Regions from separate parts of the Homo sapiens genome. Here region 1 is linked to region 2. A link is an interaction called in ENCODE POLR2A ChIA-PET data of the cell type or tissue named here. Cell type or tissue: MCF 10A. All regions are shown on one strand.

Region 1 (5,000 bases), 330 kb before region 2:
TCAACAAATTTTGCTGAACAATGATTATACTTTATGATGATAATAATTTATTGAGCACTTTGTGTGGGCCAGACATTGTGCTAAACTGTTATATGTCATTTTATCCTCTCAACAATCTTATGAGTTACTATAATCTCCATTTTACTTTTCAGGAAACTGACATTTGTGACTTACCCAAGTTCATGACATTAATAAATTATGGAAAAAGGATTTGAATGTAGGTCTGTGTGACAACAAACCCCAATCTCTTAACCACTACTGAACGATTTTTGCCCTAGAAGTTAGATGCTATGGGAGTCATAAACCAAGTCTAAGATTATAAAATGTAGCTTCTTTTCTTCAAGGAACTATAACCTCACTGTGGCGATACATGCATAGTAGAGTACTTAGTCAAGTGCAGGACAATGAAGAGCAACCTATATTTGTTAAGTGCTAAGGGAATACCTAGTAAAATAAGTGGTTTTTTTTAGCATGTTCAGTAGGTGATTCAGATTTCCCATTGAAAGGGAAAATCTGTCAAACTGCCTCAATTCAAATAGTCAAAGAGAAAGGCCAGTGTAATCAATCTAGTAGCAGTGTTCATCTACAGCATCAGTCGGCCTGAAATATCATCATTGATCAAGGAATGTCTTACAACAGTGACCACTGGGCTCCCAACATATGGTTCCCACACATCTGTTTCAATAGTAAAAGTTTCAGAAGCAGCTCGAGTTACTCCTGGAAACCTTACACTGAAATTTAGGTTTATTACATTATAACTTTTTCCTGTTGGTGATTTTACAACCAACTTACTGCTGTGTGAAGAAAGTGTACAGGAGCATGTATAATACCTACTATCATGGCAATTATACTGTTATTCAATTATTTCAAAATTACTTTTTTTCCTAAAAAGAGTCTTCCCCCCTGCCATGGCTATAAATATGCAATGGTTCTTATTTCTGAAGTTCATATTCCCCTGAGAGATTTGTGTTTACTGATTCCCTAGGGTTAGTATATAAAAATCCCAAAAGGCCACGTAATGAATTCTAAAGAATGAAGCTGCTAAGACAATGGCTAATGAAGGCATTAGTATTCCTCTCATTGGAGTATCAAATCCTGATATGAGTAATGCCATATTGAAGAGAGAGCTTTAAAACTGTAATTGAACTAAATCTTTTGACAGATAATTGTAATGATGTTATGCTTCAATGACTTTCAAGTATAGTTTGCAAATTACCTTTTTCACTTTATTCCCTTCCTCCCTTAAAGTACCAGATATGTCAGGTTTCTGGTTCATGCTAATTTTTAACAGTACCTATATGGCAAACTCTTGACTCTAGAAACCAAAACACATTTAACTTATGGATACATTTGGACACAGTTAATAGACCCAATCTAAAATATCAGCTAGTTTCAAATAGCACACAATTATAATCATTTCTTGTTACATTTTTGCAATCAAAGAAAATTTTGATATCTTCACAAGGTTTTCATATATGTATATATATGTATAAAATCAGACACGTACATACATATATACAGAGAAAGACAGTTCTTTAGTCAACACACATTTATCTCTATCTCTTACATTTTATAATTCTATAGTAATTTGCAATGAAGTCTGGTATTCACATAGAGATGGCCCTGAGGTCCTATTAGCTATTCAATCAGAAAACAGAGATGCAATAATGTTAACTAGATTCTATCTACTATGGAGGGAAATATGGCTCTCAAACTCAAATTTGGAAAGGACCTCAATAGTTACCTAGTCCAACTTTCAACCAATCAAGAAATCCTTTTTACAGCATTCCTATATCTAGCCTATTCTCAAGCACTTCTGTCATTTGAAAATAACTGCATAAAGTGGCAGCCAAGTCTGTTGTTAGCCCTAACCATTAGAATCAGAGGTAGAAATAAAGAGACACAGAGACTGAAACCAACATAGCCAAAGGCACACAAGTAAGAAAACAGAGATAGCAAAAGATAGAGTCAGGTGGATAGGACACAGAAAGGGAGGGAAAAAAATCGTAGAGGAGAAAGAGAAAAAACATGAAGAAGCAGAGAGAGAAAAAATTAGAAGTGGAGACTCAAAAAGTTGACATAGCAAAAAAGGGGAATAGATAAGAGGAATAGTGAGTGATGAAACATTGAGAGACAGCAGAAGGGACTATCTCAGGAGAGAATGCAAGGAGAAGCAAGTATAAAGAAAAAAACTGGCATAAGTAACTATAGGGTTTCTTTTTGATTTCTGTAGTGATCATAGTCCCCAGCTTTGGGCTCCATACATAGTCCACAAAAATGAAAATTTCATTTCACAGCCTCCCTAGCAGCTGGATATGGAAAGGTATTGAGTTCTGATCATTAAGATATAATCTTGAGTTCTGACCATTAAGATAAAATCAAAAGTGTTATGTGTTACAGGGACTAGTCTTTTTCAGGGTTTCTCCAGCCAGGAAACCTAGAAGTAGTAGGTATAAGGTGTTACAAGCAGTTTAGACAAAAAGTCTTCAATCACACTCATTGATCAATGAGTCTTACTCAATTTTTGATGTGGTGTCTAAATCCCTCATCATCTAACATTTTCTTCCATCAATAAAAGTGTTTGTCAATAGTCTTCTCAAAATTTAATGTACACATTCATATTCTGTTTATGACATTATAAATTAGGACAGCATTTTACAAGGCAATTTGTTAGTATTTGGCAAAAATTAAAGTGCTCAAGAATTGCTTTTGTATGAATCTATACTACAGCAATCCAAATGATTATGCATAAAAATATATGCACATACAAGGATGGTCAATGCAGTATGCATTGTGATGGTGAAAATCTGATAACAGACTAAATACCTTGTCATGGGTAGGGGTGATACATTCATAAATGGAATACTATACAACCATTAAAGAGACTGAGATAAAGAGGTATGGATAGACATGGGTAGATCTACAAGATATATGAAAAATAGATATGATTCCACATATAATGGAAAAATCTATGTATGTATGCATGCCTGAGAATGTGTGTGTATGTGTATGGAAATCTGTAGGAAGAGGTTTGGATGTGTGGCTGGGGAATTCATGTGGAGGTCAGAGTGGAAGCAGGTGTGAGAGGGTCCAGCAGAAGAAAACATGGCTGCCAAAGTGTTTGTGTCCATTGGCAAGTTTGGCCTGGCCTTAGCTGTTGTAGGAAGCATGCTGAACTCTGCCTTATATAATGTGGATGCTGGTCACAGAGCTGTCATCTTTGACCGATTCTGTGGAGTACAGGACATTGTGGTAGGGGAAGGGACTCACTTTCCTATCCCATGGGTACAGAAACCAATTATCTTTGACTGCCATTCTCGACCACTTAATGTACCAGTCATCACTGGTAGCAAAGACTTACAGAATGTCAACATCACACTGCACATCCTCTCCTGGCCTGTCGCTAGCCAGCTTCCTTGCATCTTCACCAGCATCAGAGAGGACTATGATGAGCGTGTGCTGCCATCCATCACTACCAAGATCCTCAAGTCGGTGGTGTCTCACTTTGATGCTGGAGAACTAATCACCCAGAGAGAGCTGCTCTCCAGGCAGGTGAGTGACAATCTTACGGAGTGAGCAGCCACCTTTGGGCTCATCCTGGACGATGTGTCCTTGACACATCCCACCTTCGGGAAGGAGTTCACAGAAGCAGTGGAAGCCAAAGAGGTGGATCAGCAGGAAGCAGAGAGGGCCAGATTTGTGGTGGAAAAGGCTGAGCAGCAGAAAATAGCAGCCATCATCTCTGCTGAGGGTGACTCCATGGAAGCCAAGCTGATCCCCAACTCACTGGCCACCGCAGGGGACGGCCTGATCGAGCTGAGCGTGCTGGAAGCTGCAGAGGACATCACATACCAGCTCTCAGCTCTGAGAACATCACCTACCTGCCTCCTCCAGCTGTCCCAGTGGGGGCCCACCCTGCCTGCACCTCTGCAGGCTGACTAGGCCACAGCCCTGATGATTCTTAACACCACCTTCCTTCTGCCCCTATCCCAGAAATCACTGTGAAATTTCATCACTGGCTTAAAGTGAAGGAAATAAAGGTAAAATCACTTCAGATCTCTTAAAAAAAAAAAGTTTGGAATTTTTGACACTACTATAATCCTTAGGAGGGGAGTGGATAAAGTCTAAGGTTGAAGGGTAATTTTCACTTTTTACTCAATATAGTAATGGTGATCATTAACTCTGTTCTCAAAATACTTAACACCTCTTTGCCTTCGGTCACATGATATGACCGCACTTCCTGGCCCCATTGTGATTGATGGAGTGATGCATCTGGTTCTGGCCAATTATTTGTGACCAGAAGTCATTGCTCACAGTTGCATGTCACTTCCAGGCCAGAGCATTTATTTGTCAATGTGACGCCTTCCACAGCTATCTTTCCTTCTGCCACAGTGACTGGTAATATTTATGATGGTGGTTGCTCCATCACCCTGGGCCACAGAATGAAGAGTCACAGAGCAGAGCTTCTAGCCAACACATTACATAAGTGAAAAATAAAACTTTGTTTTTACAAACCACCAAGAGTTGGGGATTATTACAATAGCATAATCTAAATTATTCCGACTGATACCATTGAAATGTTTAAATTTTAAACTAAATAGTATACTTTCTGCATATATTGTAAAATTAATATGATACCTACAACAGCATACAACATTCTCTATGTAGAAAATACAAAGTGCAATGAGCCTATTATGTACCATGATCTAGATTCAATATCATCGTCAAAATTTAACTATTTCAAGGGCAGAGGCTATGCTTTTTTTTTTTTTTTGCATCCCCAGCACCATTGACTAGAACACAGTAGGTATGCAATCCATTCTTCTTGAATATTAAATGGATTTTAAAATGTTTATCCTAAACCTATAGATTTATATTAATCCCTATGAAATGTCATTATGTTAGTTTTATTCTATTATTCCAAATCATGAAGACCATTTCAAAGCATAAGGCTTTTATTCATTTTATTAACTCTCCCACCTACTTTTGTGTCATCTGAA
Region 2 (5,000 bases):
GTGTGAATATCAGGAGGAGGGGATCATTGGGAGCCATTTCAGAAGCTCCTGCCACAGCCTCCTCAACATCATATACACACGTGTCAGCCCATGTTTTGTCTATTTATCCAGCCAGTATGGAAGGATTAAAAACAACAGCAGTCCGGGCACGGTGACTCACATCTATAATCCCAGCACTTTGGGAGGCCAAGGCGGGTGGATCACCTGAGGTCAGGAGTTCAAAACCAGCCTGGCCAACATGGTGAAATCCTGTATCTACCAAAAATATAAAAATTAGCTGGGTGTGGTGTTGTGAGCTTGTAGTCTCAGCTACTCAGGAGGCTGAGACAGGAGAATCGCTTGAACCCGGGAGGCAAAGGTTGCAGTGAGCTGAGATCATACCACTGCACTCCAGCCTGGGAAACAGAGCGAGACTCCATCTCAAAAAAAATAAATAAAATTTAAAATAAATAAATAAATAAAAACAACAGTGGTGTGGTTCGCAAGAGCACAATACATAAAGCTGTGATTAGCCTAGTCTGATTTCTTGCCTTACAAAAGTCTCTGATTTTAGCGAAGAAGAAGGCAATTGATCACGGCCCAAAGTGGGTATTTGGCTTTCCAATAAACACATATTCATCAGTTAAGCCAGTTTTCAACCCTGCTGGAGATTAGAATACCTGGGGAGCTTTTATTTAAAAATACTGATGCCCAGGGTCCCACCAAAGGTATTTAAATCAGAATTTCTGAGACTGGAGCTATAGAACTAGCATTGTTTTAAGGATTTTGTTCTGTTTACTTTTAATTTTTTTATAGAATCAGCTTTTTTAAAAGATCTCTAGGTGATTCTAATACACAGTTAGGATTCAAAACCCTTGGGCTGGCCCATTCTTCCACCTTCATTTCCTTTTTTTGACAACTGTTGTATGGAAACAGCTACTGCTTAGGATAGGTTGGAAGCCTCTTCCACCTGATTTGGGAATACCCTGTGAAGGAGAAAGAATTGGATGCCAGGTTTGAAAAACAGCAGGAAAGTCTCTTAGTGGAAGCTGACAGAGGTGGCCTGAGAGAGGGTATCAGGTTTGAGACATATCTAGGCCAGAACAAGAGCACACAAAGTCAATATGTTTTCGGTCACTGCCTGCTAGCAACCTGGTAATGGGTTAGGAACGACAGGCAGAAGAAAGGAATGGAAGATATGTCCCCTGAAACAGATGTTGCAAACTGACAGCCCATGGGTCAGATGTGGCTCACAAAAGTGTTGCCTGCACATGTGTGTGCACATGTGTAGGTATGTGTAGTATGTGTGTTTTGTTCACTGCGGTCAAGGTTTACATAAATAAATATTTCTACCTACAAATTATTCACATCTGGAAAAAAGGTAAGAGAATTTAACACACATCCCTGGTATATTAAATTCTGAAAGTTTACATTTTTCTTCCAACAGTCTTACAGCTTCACTGAGAAATTCAACTCTAAAATATGCATAAAAATAAATAAAAGAAAATATATACATAAACCATCAATTAAACTTATTTGCTACCGATGAAATCAGGGAGAGAACCCGTTTCTTTCTTTCTTTCTTTCTTTCTTTCTTTCTTTTTTCCTTTTTTTGAGACAGGGAGACAGGGTGTCACTCTGACATCCAAGCTGGAGTGCAGTGGCGCAATCACAGTTCACTGCAGTCTTGATTTCCCAGGCTCAAGTGAACTTCCTACCTCAGCCTCCTGAGTAGCTTGGGCCACAGGCACCTGCCACCATGCCCAGCTAATTTCTTCATTTTTTTTTTGTAGAGATGGGGTTTTGCTATGTTGCCCAGGCTGGTCTCTAACTCCTGAGATCAAGCAATCTGCCTGCCTCGGCCTCCCAAACTGCTGGGATTACAGGCGTGGGCCACCACAGCTGCCCGTTTCTTTTTAACAACGCTGAGAATTAATACATAAAATGGGGAGTCTATAGGCTTACACTGAATAATAATACCTAGAATTAGCACGGTATTCATAAGTAGTACTTAATAAATATCCTTAACTATAAGTTACTGCTTCCTATCGACAGATTGTTTTTAATTGGGCATACTGCTTTTTAAAAATTGGAATGTGTTCCCAATATTTAAAATAAGGAAATTTTATATAAAGATCCAGATCTGGGGCCTCTCTTAAAAACTGGTAGCTTTGATTCTCACAAGGTAACAATTGGCAGGAAGTGAATTGCAGTTGTTACCTCTCCCTCCCCACTGTCTCCCAAAAGGAACACACCCAAAGGAACACACCACACATCCTCTGCCTTGCCCCAGCAGACAGCTGGAAGGCAGTATAAGAGAGTGACTAACAGTGTAGACTCTGGAGCCAGAGTGCTCTGTGTCCAAAGGTTACTTCCGTCTGGCACTGTTGAATGGTGTGACTCAGGTAAGTTATTTAACATCTCTGTGCCCCAGTCTCTTTTTCTGAAAATCACGGCTCATAATAAAACCTACTTTACAGGATCATTAAGAGGATTAAGCAAGTGAGCTAATACATACAAAGAGCTTAGCCCAGTGCTTAGCCAAAAGGTAGGCACTCAGTAAATGTTAGGCATTGTTATTTGAATGCAGTAGAACAGTAGTTACGAGCAAATGCACTGGCAGAAAGACAAAAACCACATGCTCTCACTTACATGTGGAATCTACAACAATGGAACTCACAGAAGCAGAGAGGAGTTATCAGAGACTGGGGCATTGGGGGAATGAAGAGATGTCAATCAAAGGTTACAAAGCTGCAGTAAGACGGGAGGAATACCTGATAAGTATTTAAGGTGATAGGTATGTAATTTAGATTGATTCTATCATTCCACACTGTATGTGATATGGTTTGATGTTTGTCCCCTAAAATCTCATGGTGAAATGTAATCCCCAGTGTCAGAGGTGAGGCCTGGTGGGGGTATTTCTTTCTTAGAGGCAGATCCCTCATGAATGGCTTAGAGCCATCCCTTGGTGATGAGTGAGTTCTAGCTCACCCTCAGTTAGTTCACACAAGATCTGTTGTTTAAAAGTCTTGGACTTCCCCCTTCTCTCTCTTGCTTGTTCTCACCAAGTGATATGGCAGGTTCCTCCTTTTAAGTTTTCTGAGGTCTGCCAGTGTCATGTTGCTTGTACAGCCTACAGAACCATGAGCCAAAATAAAACTCTTTCTTTATAAATTACCCAGCATCAGGTATTCCTTTACAGCAATGCAAATGGACTAATGCAGCATACATATATCATAACATCATTGTGTATCCCATCATTGTATACAATTATAATTTGTAAAAAAAAAAATTAAAAAATCAAAAGAAACCCATCAAAAACAAACAAAAAAGAGCATGTGCACTGGAGTCAGCACCAAAATCCCAGCTCTAGAAAGTACTAGCTGTGTAGCCTTAGAGCAAGTTACTTACTATTCTTCAGTTTCCTCCTCTGTTAAATGGGAACAGCAATGATATCCACCTTGTAGGGTTGCTGTGAGAGGACTAAGTAAGATAAGGTTTGTAAGGTGCTTGGCACAGAGTAAATACCCAATACAGGTTACCTATTATTGTGGTTCCTACCCATCGGGAAGATGAGATTAGCACACAGGGCACAGGCCAGGAAGATCAAATCGAGAGGCAGGTTGAGTGATGGGTAAACTAAAAAGCCTATGAGGAGTAGGAGATGATGAGAAAGTTTTAAAGCACATTTGGGCTGGGCGCAGTGGCTCACACCTGTAATCCCAGCACTTTGGGAGGCCGAGGCAGGCAGATCACCTGAGGTCAGGAGTTCAAAACCAGCCTGGCCAACATGGTGAAACCCTGTCTCTACTAAAAATACAAAAATTAGCTGGGCATGGTGGTATGCACCTGTAATCCCAGCTACTGGGGAGGCTGAGGCACGAGAATCACTTGAACGCAGCAGGCAGAAGCTGCAGTGAGCCAACATCACGCCATTGCACTCCAGCCTGGATGACAGACCTAGACTGTGTCTCAAAGAAATAAAAATAAAAGTAAAAAAATAAAGCACATTTTAAGGCCAGAGCAAACATTAGGGACTTGCTTCAGAGGCTGACTCTTAAGAGACAAAGAAATGTACCCATTTAATCTGCCACACGCCCAAGTGTGTTGGGAACGTGTTCCATAAACCTACACCCCTTGAAAGGCTACCTACCTTTTTTACAACCCATGATGTGACCAACATGATACACTGTGTTTTTAGACATCCAAGATAATTACAGCACTAAAAATAATGGCTCCATAGATATGAATGTTCCTGAAACTGACAGATGGGACAAGTAATGGAAGCAGAAATAACAGTGCAGGAGCAGCACTGCTGTTCAACCTCTCTCTGCCTGGCCTCTGACAAGGTAATCAAAACACATACAGAAGAGCTGCATTTTCAGCGGGGTGATGACACTTATGCATTAATGGATATCAAACTTTAACGACCACAAGACTTGGAAAGAGAAAAGCAGAAGTCTTCCTCCTGCTTCCCCACTTGTGGCATCCTCAGAGTCCTGGGCAGGATTCACTGATAATTTATGATGAGAGGGTTGATATCCAATTCACCAAGTATATCTGGGAGACAAGTATGATCATAAACAGCCCAAGGCAGATAAAACTCACATCTTAATTATCTATACATTCTCGCCTCATGACGCTTGTTGCACATCAACCCACAAATTATCTAAAGGAAAATTTTAATCTCAGTGAGGCTTCCCCCAATGCCTTTGAATACCCTATGTCCTCAGATGTGTGTTCTTGGAATACAAATTCATTTTAATATTACCCTAGGAAAAACAATAAGAAAAAGCCTACAGGCCAGGCATGGTAGCTCACGCCTGTAATTCCAGCACTTTGGAAGACCAAGGTGGGTCAATCACTTGAGCCCAGGAGTTTGAGACCAGCCTGGCCAACATGGTGAAACCCCGTCTCTACTAAAAATACAAAAATTAGCTGGACGTGGTGGTGGGTGCCTGTAATCCCAGCTACTCGGGAGGCTGAGGCAGGAGAATCTCTTGAACTCGGGAGGCAGAGGT

Evidence for each region. Peaks named below come from ENCODE experiments on the same cell type or tissue, not always from the same donor. Only the 100,000 strongest peaks of a DNase experiment are listed, where the experiment ranks them.
Region 1: POLR2A ChIA-PET joins it to region 2 with 5 read pairs; 2 of 35 experiments call an interaction of 5 or more read pairs at or near these places.

The regions. Positions count from the first base shown.
Region 1 is chrX:104,646,106-104,651,105 of GRCh38, reverse strand. The region is part of intron 1 of IL1RAPL2 (interleukin 1 receptor accessory protein like 2); the gene reads right to left. It also overlaps the pseudogene PHB1P10. Among named protein-coding and RNA genes, the nearest start is that of IL1RAPL2, 82 kb to the right of the region's middle. In MCF 10A, no CTCF peak of the experiment used is centred here; no DNase peak of the experiment used is centred here.
Region 2 is chrX:104,316,217-104,321,216 of GRCh38, reverse strand. No RefSeq gene overlaps it. Among named protein-coding and RNA genes, the nearest start is that of ESX1, 64 kb to the right of the region's middle. In MCF 10A, no CTCF peak of the experiment used is centred here; a DNase peak (open chromatin) is centred at 2,316.